Linked DNA regions of Homo sapiens: region 2 is linked to region 1. The links are chromatin contacts, found by Hi-C in ENCODE. All regions are on one chromosome and are shown on one strand. Each heading gives the region's core, a stretch centred on a gene start or an enhancer-like site at or near the end of the contact. The rest is flanking DNA. Distances are from core to core; before and after follow the strand shown. Region 1 holds the start of ZNF141 (zinc finger protein 141). Region 2 holds the start of MAEA (macrophage erythroblast attacher, E3 ubiquitin ligase).

The links. A loop is a pair of places that touch in the nucleus more often than their neighbours do. Pooled maps may share reads with other maps.
Region 2: a pooled map shows a loop between it and region 1 (14-fold over the local background). The contact joins the promoter of MAEA here to the promoter of ZNF141 in region 1. A Hi-C loop is called at or near these places in 2 of 37 single-sample maps with no recorded cell type and 6 of 50 pooled maps.

What each region holds. Positions count from the first base shown.
Region 1 is chr4:335,923-339,700 of GRCh38, forward strand. ZNF141 (zinc finger protein 141) reads left to right here and starts at 1,892. Exons shown (of 4, transcript NM_003441.4): 1 at 1,892-2,064. The coding sequence starts at 2,062. RefSeq lists silencers at 602-661, 892-1,001 and enhancers at 1,016-1,531, 1,637-2,597, 1,642-1,741.
Region 2 is chr4:1,287,377-1,291,179 of GRCh38, forward strand. It overlaps MAEA (macrophage erythroblast attacher, E3 ubiquitin ligase), which reads left to right and starts at 2,515. Exons shown (of 9, transcript NM_001017405.3): 1 at 2,515-2,606. The coding sequence starts at 2,538. It overlaps LOC105374347 (a long non-coding RNA gene), which reads right to left and starts at 2,195. Exons shown (of 3, transcript XR_925046.3): 1 at 1,509-2,195. It overlaps LOC105374346 (a long non-coding RNA gene), which reads left to right and starts at 227. Exons shown (of 2, transcript XR_925043.3): 1 at 227-347; 2 at 650-918. RefSeq lists silencers at 2,036-2,445, 2,546-2,825.

The DNA of each region.
Region 1 (3,778 bases), core at 642-3,141:
TGAATTTTAGACTTTTCAAGGACATGTGCTCCTCTGGGGTTCAGGCATAATAGACTATATTTACCGATGGTGACTGTGTGCATGACGCCATAACATGTTACACTATTAACTCACTTAAGGGACTCCATGAGGCAGGTACTGCTATCTTCACTTTACAGAGGACACTGAGCACAGGCAAGTAACTTCCCCATGGTCACACAGCTGGAAATAGCAGAGCAGCTGGGATGTGCACCCAGAGTCTGTGTACTTAGCCACAGTGCAATCCTGCATAACTACAAAACAAACTTATGTGTGTGAGCATCTATCCGCCCAAGCAGACAAGTGTCAAACTACGCGAATGCTGTCCAAGCACTGCGTGAGCATACACTTCTCTGAAAGCGTTCTGCTCATCAACAGGGCCAGCCAGTGACTTTTCTGATCGCTTAATGCACCTATCCAGTCTCTTCACAGGCGGCTCCTGGGGTCTGCCGGGGGTGCTGGCGTCGGGTTGGCCCTGGCGCTGTCCCCAGCCCCCACTCCCCAGGCCCTGCAGCGCCATGAGGTCGGACTCCTGGGCGTGTCCTGGGTTCTGACCCACCCGCGACGCCAGCTGCCCGCGCCCGGAGCGGATGGGCCTGGCCCGGCTCCACCCCGCGGGGCTCCGCGGCTCAACGGGTCGCCCAGGGGCGCGGGCCCGGCTTCGTCCTCGACGGTGTCCGCCCCGGCCCTGGCTAGGCCGACGGCAGCCGGGTCCGGGTGGGGCTCGGGCTCGGGGCGCGCCCCTCCCATCTCTCCAGGGTCCGCGTCCTCGCTGCCGCCAGGTCCCGCCGAGATCCCCGGTGGCCCCGGCTCCAGCGGCTGCAGCGTCGCCATCGCCGGGCAGACCCCGGCCGACCTCAAAGCGACCGCGCGGTGGGGCCGGCGGGGACTGGGGCTGCGCAGCGCGGCCTGGGGTGGGGGCGGCGGGGCCCCCAGGAGCTCCTGGGAACCGAGGGTCCTGGGGCGGTCCCGCCCCGCACAGCTCCGGGTGAGCTTGGGGAGGGAGACACACTCTCAGCCCACCTCGCCCCGCCCGACAGCGCTCCGAGTCCTGAGTCCCCTCACCCCCATTCTACAGACACGAAGGTGAAGCCAAAGACGGGACGCTCACTTCCTGAGAATTTGCTGCCTGCTGCGTGGACACCACCGACCTATTGTTTACAGCGGTCAGGGACCCGCCCCCCAGACCCCCAGGACCGCGCTTCCGGGGGAGGAGGGTGTCCTCAGCAACGGTGACCCGCACCAAAGCCCTCCTCACCGGGGTCACCGCCACAGCCGGTGCGAGGCCCGCAGGGCGCTGGGGATGCGCGACCGACTCCCGTGAACCTGCTCCTCGCGCGTCAGGGAGAGCTGTGCACCCAACTAGGCTCTGTGAGGACGGACTGAGGTCGGCCTGCAGGCTGCGGCCCCGAAGGCAGGATTTGTGGAGAGATGATTCGCGAGCCTTGGAGGAAGGATGGGCTGTGCGTGCGTGGGTGCGTGCGTGTGTGTGTGTGTGTGTCTGTGACTTTTGTATGTTTATGTGAGACTGCGTACGTGCGCGCGTCTGTGTGTGCGCGCGCGCGTATATGTCTGTGTGTGTGCGTGCGTGTATAATTTCTAAATGGACGTCACCTTACACATCACAAGGTTAAAAAATGACCCCTGGGCTGTGCCAGGCCAAGCACGAAGAGAAAGCCCCGCCTGAAACTGCCTGGAGGCCCCCCGGCTGTCACTCTCGCCACATTCCGTGGAGTATGTGGTTGCAACTTCTGTCACTCAAGGTCTGATGGCGGGGAGATTGGAGCCGTATCCAATCAGCGCACTGGAGTGAAAACTGCCCAATCAGGCACGCAGCCAGAGAGGAGGCGGTGGCTTCCGGGATGTGGCGCGGGTCTTTGCGTCTGGCTACTACCAGACCGCGGGTTAGGGGCTTCATCTCTCTGCGTTCTCAGTTGTGGGAGGCCTTGGTGATTCGGCCACAGCTCAGCCTCCGTCGCTCTGTGACCTGCGGGTATTGGATGATTGGTAGCTAAGACTCCCGAATACTTCAGAAGTGGGGAAATGGTGAGTGTGCGGGGCAGGGCGTCCCAAGGCTGAGGAGGTCTCATCGGAGCTGGCGGGAAATGGCGGCGGGACCGAGTCTGCGAACGGAGTCCCCGCTGCCGCCGCTCAGCCCTGGGGCCTCAGTACCCTCCGGTGAGGGACCTGGGCTCCTGTCGGTCCCCGCACAGCGGCTCTGGCCCAGCCTGCAGCCCTCCTTGTGCAGCTCTGCGCCCGCAGCCCCGCACCTTCCCCAGGCTGTGGGGTGAGGAGTAGCTTATCTGGAAGCCGCCCGCGCGGCGTGCGCGATGCCGGCGTGGGAGGAGCTGTGGGAGAAGCTGTGGTCTGGGGATCCCGTCCCTGCTTTACCCTGTTCGGAATGAGATCGAGGCCCCATCAAAACAGAGTTCATGTGAGCAAATGGGGACTCATTAATGGGACAGCGCCGGCCGTGGCTCGTGGTTTGGGGGCTGCCAGCGGGTCTTGAAGGAAAAGCTTTTGTGAGGTGTGTGAGGAAGCGAAGCAAATCACCCGCCCGCTCCAACTTGCCCACCAGTCTCCTTGCCCTGTGCGCCTCCTCCGCGTGGCTGTTCCTGAGTGGCATCTTTTAGAATACGCTAGTGTGGGCGCGCACAGCGCTTCGCTGAGTTCTGTGAGTAGTTCTGTCATATTATTGAACTTGAGGAGGGTGTGGGCCCCTGGTTTGTAGACAGGTGTTCAGAAATGAAGACGGGTGTCCAGAGGCAGGGACTGGCGTCTGCAGGGGGGCAGCTGCGGGAAGAGCGCTGAGCTTGTGGGGTCTGTGCTGACTCCGGGTGGTGTCGTTAGTGAGTTGTTGGACAGCCCGTTGGGGTCGGAGCATTGACTGGTGTTGAGCAAACTCCTCACGTTTCCTGTCAGAAGAAAGACATGGCTGAGCCTGGGCTGGAGGGAGTCGCAGGTGTCCGCGGGAGACCAGCCGGGTTCTGCACATGCACTGTCCTGCTGCGCACTGTTCTGTTCCTCCAGGTCTCCTCCCGGGGAGAGAGGGCGCTGAGAACTTGGAGGAAAGGAGTTCTGAGAAACATCCCTTCCCTGCACCCTGCTGCCAGCCCCCACCCAATGCTAACCCACTCCTGAGCCCGCCCATTGGGCATTCGCACGGCCACACTTGTCCCAGGACAGGGTTCTACCCTCAGGAATTGTGCCCATGGCAGCTTTGCTCCTAGGTTTTTCTCCCAAGAACACACACAGTGCCCAGAAGACTCCTGGTTCATTTTAACCCCAGATCTGTAGCAGGAATCTGTTTTCTTCACCCACCCAGGCTTTTGGACCACCTGATCCTAATCTCCTCTGCCTTTATGGGCTCAGGAATCAGTTAGAGCTTAGCCCTGCCTGGGCCTGAACTTGTAGCACAAACCAGTCCTTTCGTCAATCCTGCCTTGCCCCCACTCAAGGCTCTTGATAGCACCTTTCTTCTGCTCTTTTCTTCCCCACAAATCCTCTTTCCTGTGCACACAGTTTGCTCAAGTGCATCCCTCATGTGCTACAAGAATTCAACGTTAGTGAGTTCAAGACCATGCCTTTAGACCTGCCTGTTGTAGGACCAAATACAAATCAGAAGAGGCTTAATGCTTTCTCTTTAGAATGAGGAAAGAATTTTTACTCTTCTCCCTTAAAGCATTTAGTTTGAAAACTTTTATATTTAAATATTTTCTCTGCTTCTTTGAAATATATATAACTCATTTTAATCTGTTAA
Region 2 (3,803 bases), core at 1,265-3,764, 950 kb after region 1:
CATGACAGATAGCTGGCCTTGAAGGAAATCAAAGTGTTTTACCCCAAAATATATTTCTTTGACATATTTTGAAAGGGCCCTGCAAAGCTGTCTCTTGTGGGAGAAATTTACATTCTGTAGGGAATCCCTTGCCCTTCCTTTCCGGGTCTTTTCTGATTCTGAAGAAGTTAATGGTTAACTGAGAGTCTAGCAGCTCTTGTTTTTTTTTTTTTTTTTTTTTTTTTTTAGGAGTCTCGCTGTGTCACCCAGGCTGGAGTGCAGTGGTGTGATCTTGGCTTACTGCAACCTCTGCCTCCCAGGTTCAAGTGATTCTCCTGCCTCAGCCTCCCAAGTACCTGGGACTACAGGTGAGTGCCACCACATCCAGCTAATTTTTGTATTTTTAGTAGAGACAGGGTTTTACCATGTTGGCCAGGATAGTCTTGATCTCTGACCTCGTGATCCGCCCGCCTCGGCCTCCCAAAGTGCTGGGATTACAGGCGTGAGCCACAGCACCCGGCCAAGTCTAGCAGCTTTTTAAGATCTAGATATGAAACATTTGCCATCTATTGCTTCTAATGGTGGCCACCTATGAGGCTTCATCTATGTAATAAGAACGTTGGTCTCCACAACCCCTTTTAACCCAGATGCTCCTTTCTCTCGATTCCAGATCTTTAGATAAGCACTCTTTCAACCAAATGCCAATCAGAAAATCTTTGAATCCACCTGTGAGCTGGAAGCCCCGCTGTGCTTTGTGTTGTCCTGCCTTTTCGGACCAATGTAAATCTCACATGTACTGATTGATGCCTACATCTCCTTAAAACGTATAAAATCAAGCTGTAACCCAACCACCTTGGGCATGTGTTCTGAGGACCTCTTGAGGCTGTGTCACTGGTCATGATCCTTAACCTTGGCAACATAAACTTCTAAACTGATTGAGATCTGTCTCAGACACTTTTTGGTTTACAAAAGGACTAATTCAAATACAGTTTTATCTTCCAACATAAGAAAACCTAGAATGAATGACTCAAAGGTTGTAGAGGGTTAAACAACCTCTCCAACGTGCAAACCTCTGCCTTATAATTCCTAAGTATTTCTGACTGTAGATGGTACTAGGATAGGATCATTTTACCATGGAAATGAAACCCGTGTCCTTTCCTTTGGGTTAATCTTGAATCCCTGGTGAAGTGAAGGCAGTCTCTAAGAGGAGTGCAGTCCATCCAACTGCTGCAGTGCTCCTGTGTACTACTGGGACCATCCCGGAGAGTGGCAGACACGATGCGAACCGTGAAAGGACGCAAAGAGTACAGAGTGCATGCTTCCATCTCTATAGGAAGGTCAGGAACGCTGTTACGGGGAGCAGGGTTAGAATGATGGGGATATAGCCCGGGAAGGGGCAGAGGAGCTTTCTGTGCCACGGGAAATGTCCTAAATCTCAACCAGGACACGGTTAGATAAAAGTGCAAATATGGGTGAAAATTCATTAAAGCTGTATAGTTAAGATTTGTGCACCTCACTGTAAAACTTACTTCAAATGTCTAAAAGACTGGAGTCTGCAGCCACACACTTGAGGAATAACACTTTCCTTAGTCCCAACTCCTGTTTAAGTAAGACAGAGAAAGATTCCACAGTGCGGGTCGGATGTCTTGCGGCTGTAACATGTAGCAGCCTCCAAGCGGAGGTTCTCCCTTCATCGCTGTGTCACCTTAGATGTTTTTCCTTTGTTTAAACACCAAATATTTTAAAAGTTGTTTAGAAATGTGTTATGTGAAACACAAGGTGGTTTAATTGGGACGTCATTTCCTAATTAATAAAATCTAATTTCAGTTTTATTTTGGAAAGGAGGGAGACGGGTGGTGTTTGAAAGGCTGAGAATGTGAAGTGGCTGAAATGAAGGCAGCGCACGACCTGGATGCCAGCGCTGCCCGCCCTGCAAGGAGAGGGCGGAGAGGCCACACGCTTCTCATGCTTCGGGAGTTTCTGTCCATAAATCAGTTTTAGGTACTGGGCCTTTCCTCTTCCGTTGGGAAGTCGGAGGTTCCACATCAGGATTCCAGCAGCTGTAAATCGGTCAAAATAAGGCCAAAGAAAAATAGCTGGCTACAGGCGCATGCGGCCAGGCGTTTTGTTGGCGTTGCCCTTGGTACCGCAGGCACGAGGGACCCACAGGGGACCACCCCGCGGGAGCCCCAAGTAACTGGACGGACGCCAAGTCCCCCAGCCCGCTCGGCCCCAGCTCCACCCGCCCGGGCCGCAGCCCGCACCCCATCGGCCCGCCCCGGGCCAGGAGCATCCCCAGCTCCGGCGTCTGCGGCCTGAACCCGGTAGCGAATTCAAGGTGGAAACCGCCAGCCGGGGCTATCGTTGATTGGCTGAACGAGAGGAAACCCGGCAGTGATTGGTTCGCGCCTTCTTCCGCCTCCGGCCGACTGGGCGGATACGATTGGTGCAGGGGCATCGGCCCGCCCCCATCCTGCTCCGGCCGGCGCGTGGCGTCATTTCCCGGCGTGCAGCGCGCTCGCGCGTCCCCCGCCCGCTAATGTTTTGGCCGCTTCAAGATGGCGGTGCAGGAGTCGGCGGCTCAGTTGTCCATGACCCTGAAGGTCCAGGAGTACCCGACCCTCAAGGTGGGCGCCTGCGCCGCGCAGGCTGAGGGCAGCGAAGGCGTCTCCAGCCAGTGCCCTCGGGCCGCGAGGGGCCGCCCCGGGAGGGCCAGCGGCGAGGGCGGCGGGAGCTGGGCGCGGCCTCGCGGGGCCGTGCGGGCTTCTCAGGGGCGCCCGGTCCGCGCCGGGCAGGTGTGGCGGGGGCGGCGGCTTTGGCCCTGCCAGGCGCCCGACTGTGGCCCCTCTGCTTGAAGAGCTGCGTGAGCCGAGCCAGCGACGACTCTGGCAGCGCTAAGGGTGGCGAATTTGGGGCTGGGGTGGAAGCCGGAGTTTGCGGGGCGTGGGGTCTCTGGCGCCCAGGCAGACGGAGTGCGCGGCGTGCCCAGCCAGTGCCCGGCCGCCCTCCCGGGAGCCCAGGGCTGGGAGGTGCCGGCTGCGCCGGTCGCTAGTTAGGAACTGTAGGGAGAAACCTCACGGCCTGATGGCACCCAGCGACCTTTTTGATGGGCGTCACCAAACCTGAAATACAGCTCTTGCCGTCCGGCTGCCGGTTGCGTGACCTTGGGTGGTCACCTAGCCACGTCGCACTTCTTAGAATGAAATTTGTGCTCCTAGTAGAAGGAGCCGATACTTGTTCTTTACCTAGTTAGTAGAGGATTTGATATGAAGCACCTGGGAAGGAATTCCTTAAAAGATCAAGGTCATAGCTTTCCTAGAGCTGCGGCTGAGCTTCGTGGTTCTGTGTTGCCTTCCTGGAGAGCTGCGTAGTTTCTCTCTCCTCCCAGAGCGCCCTGGTGTTCACGTCCGTCTGAGGACGGACGGTGTGGCGACAGGTGTGGAGGATGCAGTATGGCCAGGTTGCTGTGCGTTCCCCCAGCCCCAGGGCAGTTCAGCGAAGGGCTGAAGAGCACAGGCTGTGAGCCATCCTGCTGGGGTGTGAATCAGGCTTCTCTGTATTCGTCCTTACTGGGAGACATCAGGGCCCGGTTGGTGACTGTTTATTCTTGTCAGGTTTAAGCAGTGGTAGCGCCTGTGTCACCTCAGGGTGAAATGAGTGACCACGTATTGTTTCAAACAGTGCCTAGCATTCATTAAAAGGTCCCTGCTACAGTTAGCGCTGCTGAAGTCAGGCTGTACCCTGCTGTAGCTGGTCTTCATAGGAAAGCAGAAGCAAGCTTCTCCTCCTCTTTATTAACTAGCGGTTTATTTCATATTTTTAAA